2 separate regions of the Homo sapiens genome follow, and region 2 is linked to region 1. A link is a loop called in an ENCODE intact Hi-C map of the cell type or tissue named here. Cell type or tissue: A673. All regions are shown on one strand. Links, peaks and the distances in the headings refer to the core of each region. The heading gives the core; the rest is flanking DNA.

What was found. Hi-C counts contacts between places; a loop is a spot of excess contacts. Peaks named below come from ENCODE experiments on the same cell type or tissue, not always from the same donor. Only the 100,000 strongest peaks of a DNase experiment are listed, where the experiment ranks them.
Region 2: it touches region 1 in a loop (7-fold over the local background); 7 of 110 quality-filtered maps call a loop at or near these places.

The regions. Positions count from the first base shown.
Region 1 is chr2:85,822,401-85,833,863 of GRCh38, reverse strand. It overlaps LOC284950 (a long non-coding RNA gene), which reads right to left. Exons shown (of 3, transcript NR_038888.1): 3 at 7,076-9,868. Among named protein-coding and RNA genes, the nearest start is that of MIR6071, 44 kb to the right of the region's middle. In A673, for the core only: CTCF peaks have their summits at 3,013 (motif pointing left) and 6,286 (motif pointing left); a DNase peak (open chromatin) is centred at 6,253.
Region 2 is chr2:86,364,541-86,375,120 of GRCh38, reverse strand. No RefSeq gene overlaps it. Among named protein-coding and RNA genes, the nearest start is that of REEP1, 32 kb to the right of the region's middle. In A673, for the core only: CTCF peaks have their summits at 1,830, 2,034, 4,338, 6,651 (motif pointing right) and 1 weaker place; DNase peaks (open chromatin) are centred at 2,060 and 6,660.

The DNA of each region.
Region 1 (11,463 bases), core at 1,349-9,348:
TGATTTTCTGTCTGGATGACCTGTCCATCACATATAGTAGCATGTTGAAGTCCCCTACTATTATTGTATTGCAGTCTATCTCTCCCTTTAGATTTGTTAATGTTCGCATTATATACTTGAGAGCTCTGTTGTTCAGTACATAGATATTGATACATATTTCCTCCTGCTGAATTATTCCCTTTATCATTAGTGATCTTCTTTGTCTCTTTTTACAGTCTTTGATCTGTAGTCTGTTTTATCTGATGTAAGTACTTACTTATATCAGCTACTTACTCCTGCTCTTTTTTGGTTTCCAATTACATAGAATATCTTTTTCCATCCCTTCACGTTAGAAGTGAAATGATCTTCTTGTAGGCAGCATATAGTCAGGTCTTATTTCTTTATCCATTTAGCCATTCTATGTCTTTTAATTGGAGAACTGAGTCCATTTACATTCAGTGTTTTTGTTGATAGGTAAGGACTTACTACTGCCATTTTGTTGCTTGTTTTCTGGTTGTTTTGTAACTCCTCTCTTCCTTTCTTACTGTCTTCCTTTGTGGTAAGTGATTTTCTCTGATAGTATGTTTTAACGCATTGCTTTTTATTTTTAGTGAATCTATTATAGATTTTTGCATTGTGGTTACCATCAGGCTTACCAAAAAAATCTTACAGATACAACAAGTTATTTTAAAGAGATGGCAGCATAGATCACACAGAAAATAGAAACAAAGAAAAATGTAAAAACAAAAAACTGAAAAAACCTCTACACTTTAACTTCATCCTCCCCACATTTTGGCTTTATATTATCTCAATTTATATATCTTTATATTCCCTATCTCCCTTTTTTTTTTTAATTTTTTTTTTTGAGACAGAGTCTTGCTCTGTCACCCAGGCCAGAGTGCAGTGGTGCAATCTTGGCTCACTGCAAGCTCCAACTCCTGGGTTCTCACCATTCTTCTGGCTCAGCCTCCTAAGTAGCTGGGACTACAGGTGCCTGCCACCACGCCCAGCTAATTTTTGGGATTTTTAGTAGAGATGGGGTTTCACCATGTTAGCCAGGATGGTCTCGATCTCCTGATCTCGTAATCTGCCCACCTCGGCCTCCCAAAGTGCTGCGATTACAGGCGTGAGCCACCACACCTGGCCGATATTCCCTATCTCTTAATAGGTTGCTATAACTATTATTGTTTTTGATAGATTTGTATTTGGGGCTTTATACTAGATAGATAGATTTGTATACCATAGTTATGATGTGGATTATATACCACAATTACAGTATTAAAGTAATACTGGGTTTATCCATGTATTTAATTTTACCAGTGGGTTTTAAACCTTCAAATATTTTCTTTTTGCACATTAGTGAGTTTTTTCTTCTTTTCCTTTTTTTAGTTTCTTTTCTTTTACTTTTCTAGTATCTTGAAAACTATCATAGCTCACTGCAGGCTCGAATGCTTGGGCTCAAGCAATCCTCCTCCCTCAGCCTCCCAAGTAGCTGGGACTACAGGCACTGCTGTGCCCAGCAAATTATTTTGTGTAGAGACAGAGTCTCACCATGCTGTGCAGGCTGGCCTCAAACTCCTGGGCTCAAGCAATCCTCCCACCACAGCCTCCTGTGTAGCTAGGACTACAGGTGTGCACCACCACACCCAGCTAATTTTTAGTTTTTTGTAGAAATGGGGGTATCACTATGTTGCTCAGGCAGGTCTTGAACTCCTGGACTCAAGCAATCCTCCTGCTTCAGCCTCCCAAAGTGTTGGGGTTACAGGTGTCAGCCACCATGCCCAGCCTGTTAAAGATTTCTAAAACCATGGATCACTTCGTTTTGGCTACATTCTAACCCTATCACTTTGGGACCTGGGAGGCAGAGGTTGCAGTGAGGGGAGATCCCTCCACTGCACTCTAGCCTGGGTGACACAGTGAGACTCTGTCTCAAAAAAAAACAAGAACAGTAGTCAAATGAAAAAGTAGTTTCGCATTGACTGTTACTCATAATATATCAAGATGTCCCATCAGACTGGCTCATTTGAAGTGGGAAGAAATTGACCATCAGCCCTAAAGCAATGAGTAATTCAAGTGTACATCTGTAACTAAGTTATAAACTCTGCAGTGAAAGAATTTTATTATTCCATCTCAAGAACCTATAACAAGGCCTCGCCTGTCGTAGGCATTAAATAAATATGTTTTGATTTTATTTGATTTCATATCTTTGGTGGAACATGAAGATGGGCAGTTGATGGTCTAAGATTGAATACAATGAAGAGCTCTTGAGTCTAGAATCTGGGATAAGGGAGTCTTATGCTAAGAGGAATGGAATATAGGTAACTGAAGCAATAAATGAACAGTTGCTTTTTTTTATATGTAATTGTCCTAGTGATTTAAATCGTATTTTAAAAAGTGTCAAAAGCCAGATAGGCCCATTTAATGTCTGTGTACATATCCATACATTTTAGAAAACCAGCTTACTGCTGAAGTTTACAAAATACATGTGTACCCTACCTTTTCAGAGACCTGCCAAGGTATATCAAAGTGTGGGCTGGAGCTTCAGACTCTAATAGGGAAATTCCTGAGTCAGAGGCTCTGTGATTTGCGTTCAAGGCAGTTGTCATGAGTTTATTACATGGAATTTGGAAACCAATATAATATAACTCTATTGTATTGCATATTTGCTTTTTAAAAATTTTTGGCCATCATTATATACTCAAAGATTATTTTTAAAAGATGGTAATTACTACAGATCTGATCATTTAAATACAACCTTGTATTTAAAATAATGGTGGACAAAAGACCTTTTGATTATGGGGTTTTGTTCTAGAGCTGCGTGAGCTTCCATTGTGATAAGCTGAAAAGGGGGTCACTTTCAAAACCTTCACACACACACACACACACACACACACACACAGTCTTCATGTGTTCAGGCTGCTACAACAAAATAACATACAGTGGGTGGTGTATAAACAACAGAAATGTATTTCTCCCTGTTCTGGTGGCTGGGAAGTTCAAGATCAAGGTGCAGTGTCTGGTGAGGTGCCACCTGCTGGTTCATAGATGGCTATCTTTCTGCTGTGTCCTCTCATGGTGGAAGGGGTGTAGGAGCTCTCTGGGCCTCTTTTGTGAGGGTGTTAATCTCACTCATGAGGCTCTACCATCATGACCTAATCATCTCCCAAATGTACCACCTCAAAACACCGTCATATTGGGTGTTTGATTTCAATATATGAATTTGGGGGTCACAAACATTCAGACCATAGCACACATTGATTCCAAACAAATGAAACTATAGATTCCAGCCTAAACCAAGCATCTTGTCCTCGAACAAAAGGTTGAGTGGAATAGCATGTCAATGGCCTTCCCTTCTCCATCTTTTGCCGATGGCTCACCTATATCACTTTTGTCGGCAAACTTGGCCTAAATTTAAGAACATGGTGTGCACTGTGATGCCAGGGGGGCAGCTAAGGAGAGGTCAGAGGGACAGGCCTCCTGTCTTCTTGCTAAACTCTCCAGCTCTCCCAACATGACCACTATTAGTCCCACAGAAGACTGACAAGGCATAGAAAAACCACCTCATTCAACCTCCTGCTTCACAGAGGAGCAGCTCCTTTCAGGTTCATGCACACTGGGGTGTGCAACCTCACTTCCTACACTGCCCAGTCAGCAAGTCAAATATCCTGAGGTTGTCTTTGGACAATATGACCAGCACACTCACTGCTTTATATACTTATTCCTAGTGACCTAGTTTATGTTTTTAACACCTTTATCCCAAGATGTTTGGAGTCACTTTCAGAAGGGGCTCTCCTGATGACATCTGTCTCAGCCTGAAGCTACTTCAAAGTGTCTCCAGAATTTTCCTCAGTCCCCCTCCATACAGAGGCAGTCCTGATTTTCTTTCCCTCTCCCATCTCTCTGCCCACCCCTCTCCCTCGCTCACTTCCTGCCAGGAGTTCAAGACCAGCCTGACCAACATGGTGAAACCCCATCTCTACTACAAATAGAGATGTATATAGTTTAATTTTCATTATCTGGATGACTACATTGGACTAATTTCCAATGTTAAATTTCAATCCATTTAGCAGAGAATCGTTATCCCAAACTTGCCCACTTCCTGCATTGTACTTCCCCACAAGAAAGAATCATCTGTCTTCAGGAAGTGGGCAAGTTTGGGATAACGATTTTGAGGAGATTCTGGCTGGAGGTAAAGAGCCAGATTCAAAGACCACAGTCTTGTTCCTGTTTGTCAGAGTCAAAGCTTCCTGCAGAAACAAAGAACTGCCTAATTTTTATTTATTTATTTATTTATTTATTTATTTATTTATTTTGAGATGGAGTCTCGCTCTGTTGCCCAGGCTGGAGTGCAATGGCACCATCTCGGCTCACTGCAAGCTCCACCTCCCAGGTTCAAGTGATTCTCCTGCCTCAGCCTTCTGAGTATCTGAGATTACAGGTGCCCACCACCACGCCCAGCTAATTTTTGTATTTTTTTAGTAGAGATAGGGTTTCACCATGTTGGCCAGGCTGGTCTTGAACTCCTGACCTCAAGTGATCCACCCACCTTGGCCTCCCAAAATGCTGGGATTACAGGTGTGAGCCACCATGCCCAGCCCCTGGACTGCCTAATTTGTATTGTCCAAGTTTGAATACTCCCCCAAAAAAAGATTTTATATATTTGTAACACTGAAATATGAAATACAAAGGAGAAAAGCTCATTTAGATCATTTTTTATTTCTTTAGCCTTCTGGAAGTCTCTATGTACATAAAGAGATAGGTGACTTCCTTTGTGTAATAAACTTGCATTCATGGAGCCCCTCAGCCGTCCCGCCCATGCACTGGGAAAATTCAGAACCTCTATTACCACCCACTGATGCAACTAGCTGCAAGAGGGAAGGGAGAGGGAAATGTTGTGAAGAGTTTGTCCTATGGGCCAACAACCCTCGTATCCACAGGAATGGCATGGCTGGGTGCTTGTCACCCCTAGGCTTTATGGGTACCTCCATGTTGTCATTGTCTGGCTCAAGGATCTACTGGCCCCAATTCTGGTTGAGTTCTGACTGGGTTGGAACAAAGGCCGTGCTGAGACCTATCTACTGCAGATGCACCCACACGTTTTCCAAAACTTGGGACTGAAATCGAACTCAACGATTGCTTTATTTTCCCACACACTAAAATACCCCCGGTTCTGGAATACGGAAGTGAGAATGACAAAGGGGGTCCTTCTGTAGGACCCTCAGTCCTGGCAGTCTGGCTGACCATTCTGGCAGAACATGCTGTTCTGAACACCATTTGTTCAAACTCTGAAACCAGTTGATGCTCTGCCCATCATTCCAGACACTCTTGGCTGTATCTTAGTACCCAGCAGGGCTGTCCTCGAAATACTGCCCTGTGGCTCCTGGCGCCACCTCCTATCCTGCCCTGCCAGCACCGCCACCTTTAGTTCCCATGGCCTGCAGAGAGCCATGGCTGGGCGCTGATGACAGGCTGCACCTAACATGGACCCTGCCTACTGTTCTGGATCCTCAGTCTAGAGGGAAAAGATGCTAAACAAGTCAACATGACAAAGGCGGTGTCAAAGCAAAGGGGAGGCGCACCACGGGAGCGCACCAGGAAAACCAGGTGAGTCTAAACTGAGACCAAAATGCTAATTAGGGGGCCGGCAGGAGGGCAGGAGGAGCGTTCCAGGCAAAACTAGCAGCTTTCGAGAAGGGTTGTTAAAGCAGGACATGCTTTAACAACCAAATCACAAAGTGAGCATAGGCTCAGGGTGTGGCTGCGATGAGGGAGATGAATGTAGGGGTAAGGAGCAATTTGGAGCCCCTGAGGGATGTTACAGGGGCGGGGGGGGCGCGGAGAGTGACTCAATTCAGCTTAAACTGAAAATCATGTGGCTCTGAGTGGAAAGAGAATGGGGAGTGGGGAACTGGGAGCAGAGAATCGATGGGAAAGCTGAGGAAGGTGATCTCACCGCAGGCAACACTGAAAAGCAGGTGGTGCTGGGGACCTAGACGGGTTTGGTGGACCTCAAGTCCTTCCAGGCTGCCTTCTGACCGGGTATTCCGCCAGCCACTTTTCTAGATCCCTTTGGGGTAGGTAAGGGGTGACTGGAGAGAGATCCTGGGACAGGAGCCAGGAGGCCAGGAGGCAGCCCCACCTTTGCCACAATGCCCCTGTAATGCTTTCAGGAAGGTCACAGCCCCTCTCAGAGGTTCCATCGGTTGAACAGGGGCTTGGCGAGGCCCCAGCTCTTTCATTTGTCGTTAATGAAAAGAAACCACCAGGGCTAAGAGGAGTGGCTGTTACAATGGTCCACCGCGCCACCTGGTGTTGTGAGGCCGCGTGCACAGCTCTCAGCGCCGGGCTACCAGGTGGCCCCCAGTGGGTCTGGCCCATTCTTCTGCAAGGTCCCCCCAGCCAGTAGGCTCTGGCACCGTCTTCAGCTGCTGGGGCACTTCTCTCCTCCCTGCACAGTCTGGATTTTCTCCTCCTTCTCTGACCATTTCTCGGGCTCCCCTCCCCTCTCCCACATCTCTGCCCCGATGCTCTTTTCTCTTCCCGAGATGGTCCACTCCCACGGGTCCAATTACTGCCTTTGATATTGCCTTTTTATTCCCATACCCAGGTCTGCAGCGGGGACTCCCCTCAAGTCCCCAGAGCCCCAGCCCATCATGTCCACATCCTTCAGGACATCATCTCCTCCCAGCCAGCCGGGACCTCAGACTCAGAAAGCTGACAATGCTGTGCGTCACCTCAGAGCTGACACAGCTCCTCCTCTGAAGAACTCGGTCTCCTCAACCTGTTAAAGGACATCTAGAAAAGGCCACAGCTAAAGGGCTTTCACTCAATGCTGAAACACAAAATGCTTTCCCCAGAAGATCAGGAACAAGACAAGGATGTCTGTTCACACAGCTTCTGTTCAACATTGTACTAAAGAGGCCAGCCAGGGCAATGAGGCAAGGAAATAAAGTAAAAGCCATCCATATTGGAAAGGAAGAAGTACAATTGTCTTCATTTGCAGATAACATGATCTTGTACGTTGAAAATCCTAAGGAATTCACTGAAAATGATTAAACTAATAAATGAGTTTAGCAAGTTTACAAGGATATGTGATCAGTGTACAAAAATCAGTTTATTTCTATACAGTAGTTATGAGCAAATAAAAAATGAAGTTAAGAAAACAATTCCAGTCTGGGTACAGTGGTTCAAGCCTGTAATCTCAGCACTTTGGGAGGCCGAGGCAGGTGGACCACTTGAGGTCAGGAGTTCAAGACCAGCCTGGCCGATATGGTGAAACCTTGTCTCTACTAAAAATACAAAAAATTAGCTGGGTGTGGTCGTGGGCACCTGTAATCCCAGCTACGCAGTAGACTGAGGCAGGGGAATCACTTGAACCCGTTAGGCAGAGGTTGCAATGAGCTGAGATCACACCGCTGCACTCCAGCCTTGGTGACAGAGCAAAACTTTGTCTTAAAAAAAAACTCATTTATATTAGCATCAGAAAGATACTTATGAACATATTTAACAAAAGAAGTACAAAACTTATGCTCTGAAAACTACAAAATATTGTTGAAAACTAAAGAAGATCTAAATGAGTGGAAAGACATCCCATGTTTATAGATTGAAAAACTTAACATTATTAAGATAGCAATACTCCCAGATTCCAAATTCAATGCAATCCCTATCAAAATTTCGACTTCAGCAATGGACAAGTTGCTTTTAAAATGCATATGAAAATGCAAGAAAACACAAATAGCTAAAGAAATCTTGAAAAAGTTGGATAATTTATGCTACCCAATTTTAAAACCTGCTATAAAATGACAGTAATCAAAACAGTGTGGTATGGGCATAAGGACAGATCTATACATCAACAGAATGGAACTGAGAGCCCAGAAATTAACCCACATATCTATGGCCAGTTGATTTTGAGCAAGAGTGCCAACTTCTTTCAATGGAAAAAGAATAGTCCCCTCAGCAAATGATGTGGGGACACCTGAATTTCCACATGCAAAAGAATGAAGTTGGATCCATATTTCACACTGTATAAAAAAACTAACTCAAAATGGATCAATGACCTATAAAGAAGAACTAAAATCATAAAAGTCACAGAAGAAAACATAGTGATAAATCCTTATGACCCTGGATTTGGCACTGCATTCTTAGATTGACACCAAAAGCATGAGCAACTAAAGAAAAAAACAGATAAACCAGCCATCAGAATAAAAAACTTTGGGGCTTCAAAAGACACTATCAAAACAGTGAAAAGACAACCCAAAGAATGGGAAAAAATTGTTTGCAAACTATAAACATAATAAGTTGCTTGTATCTAGAATATATAAAGAACAATTACAACTCAAGAATAAAAAGACAAATAGCCCAATTCAAAAATAAGCAAAGGATCTGAATAGATATTTCTTTAAAAAAGATATACAAATGGCCAATAAGCACATAAAGAGGTCCTGAATATTATTAGCCATGGGAGAAATACAAATCAAAACCATAATGAGATATCACTTCATGTCTGCTAGGGTAGCTTTAATTAAAAAGTCAGATGAGGCCGGGCACGGTGGCTCATGCCTGTAATCCCAGCACTTTGGGAGGCTGAGGCAGGTGGATCATGAGGTCAAGAGATCAAGACCATCCTGACCAACATGGTGAAACCCCGTCTCTACTAAAAATACAAACATTAGCTGGTCATGGTGGCATATACCTGGAGTCTCAGCTACTTGGGAGGCTGAGGCAGGAGAATCGCTTGAACCCAGGAGGCGGAGGTTGCAGTGAGCTGAGATCACGCCACTGCACTCCAGCCTGGCGACAGAGTGAGACTCTGTCTCAAAAAAAAGTCAAATGATTAAAAAAAAAGTTGAAAAAAATGTGGAGAAACTGGAACCCTTGTACATTGCTGGTGGGGATGTACAATGGTGTAGCCACTTTGAAAAACAGTCTGGAAGTTCCTCAAATGGTTATAAAGTTACCATGTGACTCAATTCCACTCCTAGGCATATGTCCAAGAGAAATGAAAACACATGTCCACACAAAAACTTGTACATGAATGTTCATGGGGACATCATTCCTAACAGCCAAAAACATGGAAACCAACCCAAATGTCCACCAACTGATGAACAGATAAATAAAATGTAATATATCCATACAATGGAATGTGATTTGGCCATAAAAAGAATGAGGAACTGATATCACGTGGATGTACCTTGACAGCATTACACAAAGTGAAAGAAGGGTCGTATATTGCATGATTCCATTTATATGAAATGTCTAGGATAGACAAATCTATGGATACAAAAAAGATTAATGGTTGCCTAGGGCTGGGGGAGATAGAGGAATCAGGGTGATAGCTAAGGGGTGCTGGGGTATTTTGAGTAAATGAAGAAGTTCTATAATTAATTGTAGTGATGAATGCACAGCTCCGTAAATATACTAAAATCCATTGAATTGTACCCTTTAGATGGATGCACTCTCTGGGATGTGAATTATATCTCAAGCTATTTTAAAATGTTGTTCAAGTTTTCTTCATCCTTCTGAAGACACTAAAGCTGTTGGCTCTGTGGCCTCCTCAAAACCCATGACATCTCTTTGTGGCCATTTGGGTGCTGCAGGTCAGGAATCAGTGATGTTCAACCTCCTTTGCTGGAGCCAACCTCCAGTTCCAGCTGAAGCCAACTTCCCTGACAAGCACCCCACCTCACCCCACCCAGCATGGATCCAGCTGTCCTTTCTGCTGCTTGACCAGGCTCCACTTCCAACAAGCATCTTGGAACCTCAAAGATTACACGCAGGCAATCCTCAGCTGCCACCGCACAACACATCACAGCTGCCAGGGAAGACAGTGGAAATGTCCTCCAATCTGGTCAGCTGCTGCTGCTCACTCTGAAGTTGGAGGGACACTCCCCTGCAGATTCAAGGAAGTGCAAAAGTCAGTGAAGGGGACATCATCTCCTTGACCCGAAGAAGGGCTCCATGCAGCTACCTGCATAGGCCCCTGCAAGGCCAGAGGGAAGACTCTGATGTCTCTTCAGGACCATCTTGTGAGATACCTTCCACTTCCTCACTTTCCTGTCTACAGAAATCTCCTGTTATCAAGTGTGAGGGTTAATACTGAGTGTCAACTTGATTGGATTGAGGGATATAAAGTATTGATCCTGGGTGTGTCTGTGAGGGTGTTGCCAAAGGAGATTAACATTTGAGTCAGTGGGCTGGGAAAGGCAGACCCACCCTTAATCTGGTGGCCGCAATCTAATCAGCTGCCAGCGAATATAAAGCAGGCAGAAAAATGTGGAAAGGTGAGACGGGCCTAGCCTCCCAGCCCACATCTTTCTCCCATGCTGGATGCTTCCTGCCCTCAAACATCAGACTCCAAGTTCTTCAGTTTTGGGACTTGGACTGGCTCTCCTTGCTCCTCAGCTTGCAGACAGGCTATTGTGGGATGTTGTAATCCTGTGAGTTAATATTTAATAAACTCATATATATATAAATACTTAATAAACTCATATATAAACATATATGAATTTATTATATATTATATATATTTATTATGAGTTTATTATATATATTAATTATATATAATTATTATTTATTATGAGTTTATTATATATATTAATTATATATAATTATTATTTATTATGAGTTTATTATATAAAGTATATTAAGTATATATAATTATATATATTATATATTTTTATAATAATAATTATAATATATTTTATATATAATAATAATAAATTATATATATAATTAGTTCTGTCCCTCTAAGACAACCCTGACTAACACACCAGGCCTCCAAATGGTCACCGAGGCTAGCTGGCTGTGCCCTGGAGGCTGAGTCCCTATAACCTGAGAACTTCCTTCTTCACATGTCCTGGTGCCCAGCCACAGAGAGAGGGAGACAAGTTTGCAGTGGACAGCTGTGCACAGAGAGGCTGACCCGCCCTGCCTGGAAGGGGATCACCAGCAGAAGCAGATTTGCCTGAAGCCAATGGAGCTTAAACTCCAGGGCACTCACGTGTACGTGCCCTTTTCAATTCTATTGTGATTTGACACCATACTTTGTATGATTTCTATTCTTCTACATTTGTTAAAGTGTGTTTTATTGCCCAGAAGTGTTCTTTCTTGATGTCTTCGTCTGCTCAGGCTGCTAAAACAAAATACCATACACCAGGTGGCTTAAATAACAAAAATGTATTTTCTCACAGTTCTGGAGATTGGAAGTCCAAGATCAAGGTGCCAGCCAGGTTGGCGTCTGGTGAGGGCTCTTCCCTTGGGTTGCAGACAGCCACTTTCTGGCTTTGTGGTCACACGACCAATGTGGAGAGAGAGGGAGGAAGGGACAGAGAGAAGCACGGGAGAATGCAAGCGCTCCAGTGTCTCCTCTTATAAGGACATTAATCCAACCGAGAGCCGTGGCTCACACCTATAATCCCAGCACTTTGGGAAGCCTAGACAGGTGGATCATCTGATCCCAGGCATTCAAGATCAGCCTGGATAACA
Region 2 (10,580 bases), core at 1,709-9,708, 540 kb before region 1:
ATGGTGCAAATTACAGTCACACAGGAGGAATTTGTTCCAGTGTTCTATAGCACAGTAGGGTACCTATGGGTAACAATAATTTATTGTATATTTCAAAATAGCTAGAAATGATTTCAGATGTTCTTAACACAAAGAAATGATAAATGTTTGAGTGATGGATATGCCAATTACCCTGATTTGATCATTATACATTGTATGCATGTATTGAAATATCACATGTATCCCATAAATATGTACAATTTTTGTGTCAATTAAAAGTAAAAAAATTAAAAGACAGTTTAAAAACTTTCTGTGAGTCTATAATTATTCCAAAAAGAAAAGTTTAAAACACACATACAGAGTTTTGTTTTTTAACAAATTAAGTTTTATCATACAGATAGAGCTTTTTAAAAACCCAACAGGGAACAATTCCTATATTCTGCTTGGCAACCTTCTTTTTCCAGGTGAATATCTATAGAATTACCTCATTCTTTACCTCATTCTTTTAACATCAAAATAGTACTATTTTGTACTTATGGATATATCATAATTTATTTAACTATCATCTACTGATGAGCATCGAGATTGTTTTTACATTTTCACTGTTTCAAAAAAATGCTGTAATAAACACTGCTTCTCAATATGCCTTTCTGCACTTTTGGTATTATTTCCAAAGTTTCCTAAGTGTGTTATTGCTGGCTATAAGTGTATGTATAATTTCTATTTTAACACACACAGGCAAATTATGCTCTTTCACTCTTGCACTGGTTTACATACCATTCAACATTACAAAGGAGTTCCAATTCCCCCACTCTCACTGTGGATGGATGCTCTAGGTCTACTTAATCTTTGACACTCCATGGGTTAAAATCATGTCTTCCTGTTTCACTTTGTATATATTTGTTTTTGAGGTCGAGAATTTTTTATTTCTTTATAACCATTAGAATTTCTGTTCCTGTCAATTGCCTGTAGATGTGCTCTTCTTCCGTGCACACCCCACCATTACTGAATGTTAGCCTCTGGATTGCAGAGTCTTTGTTTGTTTACTTCAGCACCCTATCCTCAGCATGTAGAATAGTGCTGGGCACGTGCTTGGGATTCATCAAAACCATTCGAAAAAGATGGATTGATGAATAGCTTTTTTCCTGTTTCGCTGTTCATCTTCTTCTTATTGACTTGTAGAAAATATTTGTATATTGGGAATATTAATGTCGATTTTCCCAGTCTATTGCTACCTTTTTTAAAAGATATATTTATTTATTGGTATTGTTTCCAAAGAAATAATACAATTACTTGATACCAAAATAGAATTATTTGGATAGGGTGGTGAAGTAAACAACATGCAAAAAAGAAAATACTTCAAAAGGTAATTTTCCTCCTCACTCTGTATTACAGCTGCCTACATCTGGTCCCAGCACATCCATTACCAGTTTCTTGGGTAACATTCCTGAGCTGCTGTATGCGTAGACACACTTATGTCATCTAACCTGGCTTATAGTGTCTTCCATCTTTCAAGATATTTTTACATAATCAAACAACATTGTTTATCCTGTAGGATTTCTGCCAGCCTGGATTTTTCTGATTGTTTCCCCTTGGTGTCTTTTAACATGTTTCTCTTCTCCCTATATTCCCTGTAAATTAGTGAGGTTAAATCACTTCTGTACTCAAAATCCTCCACTGGCTTCTCAAAATGCAAGCCAGAGACCCTGCAATGTCCTCCAAGGAGCTGTGTTAGTGCTGATCAGAACAATGTTACCTGTCCAGCACACTCTGGGGCTCTTGTCCCATGCATATGCTCAGCCACCAGGTCTAGGGTTCTCATTGCCAGCTAGCCAGCAAATGACCCATTTCCAAAATCCCTTTTTGCAGTTGGCTTCCTAGGACCACTCCCGGCACCAACTATATTACAATGAATTCACATTCTGAGATGGAAAAAGGCTTACAGAGGGGTTATTGGAAAGTGTTGGCAGTTATGCGTCTTGCAGATGGGAATAAGGGAACAAGGAAGGCAGGAATGGGGAGAGATAGAAACCGTCCTGTAATGTGGTGACAGATCCTAGATCCCAGGGGGAGCTCTTGAGCTGGAACAATGCCTTATGATTGCTCCAAATTGAAGCAGGACAGGCTGGCTTTTGTATCCCTACCTCAGCCAGTCACTGACTATGTGTGGACTGCTCCCACCCGGGGGCCAATTCCCCACAGCCAGGGCAATTCCCAGTGGATACTGGTCAGCAACCAGTATTCTCAGCAGCTGAGAGATGAGTGCATCTGCCCTGGAGAAGGGATATGGGAGGAGTGCCCCAGAACCCATGATAGCCAGGCCTCCAGTCTTGGTCTGGTCTCATATGATAGCAGTCATAGAGTTCACACCACTTTCTACCCAGTATTCCCTCAAGGCAAAGGGATCCTGGAGATTAGCATTTCTCTCCTTTTTTAAAATCTAACTACTGTATCTTTCTTGGGGAAGGGAGGCTCAGAAAAATGTGACAGCTCCCTCATGCCACTTAAGAGCCGTGGGAATACAGGTAAGACTGTCCCAGAACCCCTGTGTCCCTGGCATCCCATTCAGTCATTGTCACGCTACAGTTTCCACTGCAAAAGGGCATGAGACACTCCTATGAGGTACCAGAGTTCTGGAGAGAAAGAGCGAACAGAGCTCCTCTGCTCTCAGCTCTCCAAACTTACTCTGCCTCTGTTTATGCTGTCCAAACAGGAGCCGTAGCCTCGTGTGGGTATTGAAATTTCAATTAATTTGAGGTCTTGCTTCCTCTCCAGCTGTCTTCTGCCCCCACAGGCCAGAGAGGAGTTTCATGTCCTTTCTAGTGTGCATGTGTGTGTGACCATGTGTGTGTGTGAGTATAGGGGGGCCATATTGGTTGATAGTTTAAACAACCCTCCCGGTAGCTATCCCATTCATCTTATTCTTTCATGTTTCCTTAGTGATATCTGTTATTAAATTGCTGGACTTCCATCAGACTCTTGAAAAGAGGAAGGAGTTGGTCACACTGTGACTTATTAAAAGTGTCCTATGAAAATTCAATGCTTTTTTATTGTATAAGAAGCTATTAAAATAATATAGATTAATATATTTTATTTTTTGACTTGAAAGTTAGATTATTTTATCATTATGCAGCATGCATATCTTTACCATAACTGAGTTCTTTTAAAAAAGAAAAACAAAACCAGAATTCTGGAATGCTGTTCTGGCAAGCGAAAACCTCAGAAAAAGAGAATCTCATCTTATCCCAGTGATTGTTTCAGAAGGAACATCGGATACAAATGAATTGGTAAATATCTAGCAGAGGAGGAGGGAGGGTTGAGCAGGAGGGAGGGAAGTTCTGCAGTCAGTAAATACACAGTGGCTGCTGTCAGGAGCAGAGTTTTATGAAGGCCATGTTATCACACTGCTGTATATTTTTGTTCTCTCTCTTCTTCTGCACAAAGGAAGGAAAGATTCAAGAGATATAGGAAGAGGAAATGATATGGGCAGAAAGAGCTCTGTCTCCACCCACACCCCAGTGGAGCTGTAAACAGGCCGTTAAAAGTCTGTACTCCTGAAGAAAAATCAGATCTTAAACGTAAGCTTCCAGAAGGAATCGTGAAGCCAGGCTTCTCTCCTGCTACTGAATGCTGGAGATGTACATATTCCTTAAAACATGCTCACATTTTTTAAATTATAAAGGTAACACATGCTCAGTCTAGGAAATATGAAAAATATAGAGAAGCATGGAGAAGAAAAATAAAAATCACCATCCAGAGATAAACACCATTATCATGCCTTCTGTTTTATTAAACATACACACACACTCTTTTACATTTTAACATAATTGGGAATGTACCACAGATACTATTCATGTCCTTTTTTTCCTTTTTACATTATATCATGAGTATATTCTCATTCCATTAAAAATTATTTTAAAATATCATTTTAATGACCTATATTTCACCTTGTAAACACATCAGAACTTATTGAACCATTCCCCAGATATCAGACTTCTAAGCACGTTTTCTGTCTTTCTAATAAATATCACAGCAATGAACCACTGTTTACCTCTGCTTGTCCTTAGAAATGGAAGTCCTAGATGAAAAGGCATCAATTTTTATAAAGTTTTTGATGCACACATGGCCAGGTACCCATCAGGCAAGCCTCTACCTGCTTAAAGTCCAAACTTAGACAAGATTAAACTGTTTTCTACGGTAATATGGAATCAAACGATACCCTTTTTGAGTGTCCTGAACCTTCTAAGATAGTTATGGGGTGTCCCAGTTACCAATTCATTGCTTTTCAACTCCAAATTCACCCTTTTTGCTTGCTCTGTGAAAATTAAGCTGGGACCTATAAATATTTTTCTTTTTCCAAGGAAAGTTTTGTGAGTAGAGGGCGCTGGAGAGACATTGCAGGAGGAAAGAGTTTTGCTTCCTGCTTCCAGTGTACTGCCTAGTTCAATAGGTTCCTGTGGCAAGCACAGCTTCTCCAGTCCCAGGCTCCTGCAACATCTGGAGGCCAGCAGCTTCCCCTGGCACTCCACCTGTGGTAGTTTTATAGTGGAGTGCCTCCACTGACACCTCCCTAGGAGCAGCTTTCCCTAGCACCCTAGAAGACTGACTTCCAGCAAGTTGTGCTGGCAAGCACCTAAGCAACTCTGCTATCATATGGGCCTAAGTAGCCCCCAGCATAGCAGCTGCTTCTTATGTCTGCCATTCCTCTATTCTTTAGAGTTCTCTTTTTGTTCTTTTAGCCAATCCCCTGTTATCCAATTCACTTTTATGATTTATTCTTTATATTGAACTTTTCCTGTTCAAATTATTGTGTGGTGTCTCTCTTCTGCTTAGGCCCTGACTGATCCAGGGGCTAGCTTGTCCTGAGCTCAGAGAAGATCTGTCTAATGAGTGATGTGGTTTGACTCCTCAGAACAGTCTGGATCCCAGCTCCAAGTGTACTGTGTTGCAGTTTTAAATAATTGAAACTCTGGCTTAAATTTCCTCTTATGCTTTCAGGCTGCAAAGCCTTATTTACATTTAATTTAGGAGGCCAAATACAGGTACTACTGAACGATTGATTCTTCTTCTTTCCTGAAAGCCTCCACCAAGTTCAGTCAAATCCTCCTTCATTTCTTCTCTCCTCCTCTCTGCTGATGTCTCTTCCATCTCCCGCTCCCCATTTTGGACGCCTGGCCCTCCACACACAGCAACACATCCTTGCTGTCACCAGGTAGTTCTCCTCTCTGCATATTGCTCCTCTACTCAAAACCAGTGGCGTCTGGGTTCACAGTCTCCAGTCCTGACCTTGGGTGATTAGCAACCTTATGAACTGATGAAGATCATTTATTTTTGCTTTCCCATTACCATGAGAACCACCAGCAGATGATGCTGCCTGACTTGCCCCACAAATAAAGATATCAAGGAAAACAACTATTCTGCTCTGTTTGGTCTAAAAGCAAACCCTTGGTTTAAGGACGGTTGAACTATTATTAAGTAATAATCAATTTCTCTTTCTCTGCTTGCTGAACATGATACATGTCCTTCAAAATCCAAATCACGAATCATTGTTTCAGTGATTCTTTCTGCCAGCTTATCAGTAGAAATGAATCCCTTCTTCCTCTGCACCCTTAGTGTGTTCATCCCTTGGCTGGGGTGCGCATGACAGTTGTCTGGGTTAAAATTGAGTTTCTCATCATTTTGTGAGCTCCTACTAAGAAGGTACTACGTCTTTTTCATTTTTGTGTTGGTTCATAATAAATGCCGAATTGATGGATGCTCTATTGTTATATTAACAGTAGTAAATATCAGTACTGTGTGATGAAAATACAGAGGAAAATAACCACCAGATTAAGATGAACTCTAGAGAGTGATTCTGAAACTTTAGCTTGCATCAGAGTCCCTGGGAGGGCTTATTAAAACAGATTCCTGGGCCCTACTTGTACAGTTTCTAACTCGGTAGGCCTGGGGTTGGAACCTCAAGTTTGTGTTTTTACCAAGTCCCAAGTGACACTGAAGCCGCTCTTCAGGGGCCACACGCAGACCCACTAGGCTAGCCCACTCCGTCTGCTTCAATATTCCCTCCAAATGCACTTCTGTAATCCTTAGATTAACCCCAGGTGTGAGCAGGACCCCCACAGTGCATTTTTTCCTAGAGCAGCACCTGTAATAGAATCACAGATTCTTGACAGATATTTCAATCATAGAATCTCCAGAGTTGTTTTTTTTTTAATTCCAATTTTGCACCCGAAGCAGAAATCCCTTTGACCACCAGTGCTCCCAGTTGTCCTATTCCTCTTGCATCTGACACTCTCTGAGTTGGACATGAACAGTTTCCACCTCGCCTGGCTGCCTCTGATGAGCCCAGGACTGAACAATGATGCCTAGATGTCAGCTCACCAGCACTAGGGACTGTCCCCCATGCTGGCTCCTGTGGGCACCTCTCTGGTTTTGAAATTCTCATCCATCTGTTACCAATTCATTCCAGACCCTCACAGGAGATAAGTGTTCAATCAGTCTGGATGGTACTTGGGTTTAACTTAGGGATTTCACTGAGCTGCGGTACCTCGCGATTGGCCAAGTACCTGTTGAAAGCAATTTGGTTTTTCAAGCCCCGCCTCCTTCCCACCCACCGCGTTTTTTTTTTTTTTTTTTTTTTTTTTTTCCCAGGCGTTCTCTGCTGGCTCCCCCAGAGGGCGCACCCGCCCCAGGCCAAATCCCCAAGGAGTCCCCTTCTCTGGGTTGCAGAACAGGGTCCTTCTCTGGGACAGGGGGCTCTCTGGGGAGAGAAACTGGGTGGCCCGGACTGGCTTCTCACAGGAACAGACGGCAGGGTGCAGGCACTGGACAGGAGCCGTCTGCTTGGGTTTGGTGGGTGGATCCAAATCCTGCTCTGACACTAAATCCCTGTGTGACCTTGGGCAAGTTACTCACTGAGGTCTCTGAAACCACAGGAAATTGCACGATTCATTTGAAGATTTAAGGAGAAAATGCATTTAAAGCACTTTCCTCCAGCCTGGTGCATAGCACTGTTATATTAGTTACTATTAAGTTTGGATCGATTGACTTCTGTTTGAGTTGAGTATTTTGTCATCTGATGGAGGGATGTTTGCAGAAAAGAGCCACGATTGCGATTCCACAATTAGAGGAAAGTGGGGATAGATAAGGAGGGAGCAGAGTAGACTGGGGGTGGGGAGGAACCAACGTGAATTTAGTAATACTATGTGCCATTTGTTTTGCAGACACTGTCTGATATCATCCTTGGAATAAAGCAAAGCAAATATAAGAAAACCATCCCTGTTTTACAGGTGAGGAATGAGGTGTAAGGAGGATAAATAAAAAACTCATCCAAGGACAGCAGGTAGCAGAGCTGGGCTTTGAACCTGGGAGTTGAAAGACTGTGCAGCTTATCAGAGTAGGTTGTTTGGAAGCCAGGGCACTGCAGAAGCTCAAGGCAAAGGGCACCTGGACAAGGGCAAAGGGGACTCAGCAAGGAGACAGGATTGACCAGCAGGCTGGGTCTTGGAGGACATTGTCCCCAGAGCTCCCCTAAGAGCTAGTTACAAAGGCCAAGGACCCAGGCCTGCCTGCCCCACACACAGCCCAGCAAACCTCCCTCTGCTCCTGAAATTATATCCCAGACCTCTTGACTTTTGTCCCTTACCGACTCTCTCTTGAGATTGGACCACAAATGGATATATCACCTGAGTGAGGCAAAGTTTAATAGTCTGGTGCCAGGCTGCCTGGGTTTGCATCCCAGCTCTGTCACTAACCAGCTCTGAGCCCTTGTGCAAATTATCTAACTGTTCTGGCTCTCAGTTTTCTTATCTGTAAAGTGAGAAAATAATAATATTCACCTCTCAGGATTGTCATGAGTTTAAAAGAATGATATTTGTGAGGCCCTTAGCAGTGCCTGGCATAGAAGAAGCATAGGTCAGGATTATGGGAGTGTTATCTGACAGGTCAAAGATTGGTTTGGCTTGGCTTTGTTACTAGCCAGCCTGGCCACCTGCAGAAGTTGTTTCCTGTCTCTTGTCAGCAGTTTCCTCTCTATAAGTGATAGCAGAATCTTTTGGCTAGTACTAGGTGTCCACACTGTTCTATGCTCTTGACATGCATTGAATAATAGAATGCTACTGGCCACCCTCAGAGACAGGTGCTATATTATCCCATTTCACAATGGGGACACCGATGTTCAGACAGGTGAAGAGGTGAAGAGATGTGTCCAACATCACAAGGCTACAGGGAGCAAAATTAAGCATTCCATAGACATAATCCCATAATGAAATACTGTGGGTAAACAGCTCAGTGTTGGCCAGGTGCAGTGGTTCACACCTGTAATCCCAGCACTTTGGGCAGGCCAACGCAGGTGGATCACATGAGGCCAGGAGTTTGAGACCAGCCTGGCCAACATGGTGAAACCCTGTCTGTACTAAAATTACTAAAAATTACCTGGGTGTCATGGCGCGCGCCTTGATCCCAGCTACTCAGGAGGCTGAGGCACAATAATCGCTTGGGCTGGGGTGGCGGAGGTTGTAGTGAGCTGAGATTGTGCCACTGCACTCCAGCCTGGGTGACAGAGTGAGACAAAAAAAAAAAAAAAACCCCAGCTCAGTGCAGTTTGGCTCAGGGTGGAGGAGGTAGGAAAGGGCCTGGAGCCCTGTGTCACCTAATTCCTACCTATCCCTCCCCCAGCAAGTCTCAGGACCCTCCAGCTCCAGAGACCACAGAGTACTTTCCCAATGCCTTTAGTGTTATTTAGCCACCCATAACTGTTTTCTTCATCTTCATGCTCAGGGTCTACACCTGACTTTAGGATAAAATATACCCTTCTGAATCTCTACTTTTTCTCTAGACAGTCTTTCCATCTGGAAGGCTCTGGATGTCTGCCCCATGCATTTTAATAATAATTAGCACAGCTCATGTTTGTTGAGACCTTACTATATGCTAGACACCTGAGGAAAAATCCTTTGAAACATTAGCTCATTTAGACTTCAGAACAACCCCATGAATTTGGAATTATTTTGTCTCCATTTTACAGATTTTTCTACCACTGCATGTTGCTTCTTCTGCGAAATTGTGTCCTACGCACATGCTATCTTCAGCTCTGTTGTTCCTTCCTTTCTTTTAAAGAGCACATGTCTTATCTGCCCTCTTCTGTTACTTACTAGCTTCTTGACCTTGGGCACGTTATTTACATCATAAGTCCTGATGGGAGGCTAAAATGACACAATGCTTATAAAGTGCTCTGTGCCCATGCTAAGTGCTCAATAAATGGCAGTTTTGTCATTACATTATTAATAAGAACTAGATTATAGCCTTTAAATGCTTGTGGCCTCCTAGTTGTCTCCTGTGCACTCAGCCTTGCATAGTTTTAACAAAATTCTGCTGATTCACTAATATTACCTGCACACTTAGGGTATATCATCATCTCTATTGTAGTGGGGGTGGGGAACTGAGATGCGCAGTGCATCCTGGCTCTCAGCCAATCCCTGGACTTTGCAAAGGGCTATTTTCGAAGGACCACCCTGTGGCTGGCTGTGACAAAGCCACAGTCCTGTATGCTGTGCTCATACAACTGAGAGTCCCACCCTGGGCCCTGTGGGTGATGCAGGAAGAGCCCTGACCACAGAGGACATGGAGAAGCAAAGGCAGCTCCAAGGGGGACTCTGAAGGGAACCTCCCTGTATGATCCCCTAGGGCTGCCATAGCAAACTACCATAATCTGGGGAGCTTAACACAACAGAAATTTATTTTCTCACAGTTCCAGAGGCCAGAAGTACAAAATCAAGGTGTTGGCAGGGTTGGCGGCTTCTGGAGGCTCTGAGGGAGAATCTCTTGTGTGCCCCTCTCCTGGCTTCTGGCAATTGCCAGCAATCCTTGGCATTCCCTGGCCTGCAGCTGCATTACTCGCATCTCTGTCTCCATCATCACATGGTCTTCTTCCTTGGATGTGTCTCTGTGTGTCTTTTCCTGCTCTTATAAGGACCCTAGATACTGGATTCAGGACCCAGCTTAACCCAGTATGACCTCATCTTAACTAATTACATCCGCAAAGACACTATTTCCAAATAAGGTCACATTCTCAGATTCTGAGTAGCTATGTGATGTAGTTTAGATATTTGTCCCCACCCAAATTTCATGTTGAATTGTAATCCCCAGTGCTGGAGGTGGGGCCTGGTGGGAGGTGTTTGGGTCATGAGGGCAGATCCCTCATGGCTTGGTGCTGTCTTATTGATAGTGAGTGAGTTTTCATGAGATCTGGTTGTTTAAAAGTGTGTGGCACCGGGCTGGGTGCAGTGGCTCACACCTGTAATCCCAGCACTTTGGGATGCCAAGGTGGTCAGGAGTTCGAGACCAGCCTGGCCAACATAGTGAACCCCTATCCATACAAAAAAAAAAAAATAGCTGGGCATGATGGCCGGTGCCTGTAATCCCAGCTACTTAGGAGGCTGAAACGGGAGAATTGCTTGAACTTGAGAGGCGGAGGTTGCAGTGAGCCAAGATCACGCCATTGCACTCCAGCCTGGGTGACTGAGCGAGACACCGTTCCCCGACACAGCCCCCCCAAAAAAGTGTGTCGCACCCACCTCCCACCCCCTTGCTCCTGCTCTGGCCATGTA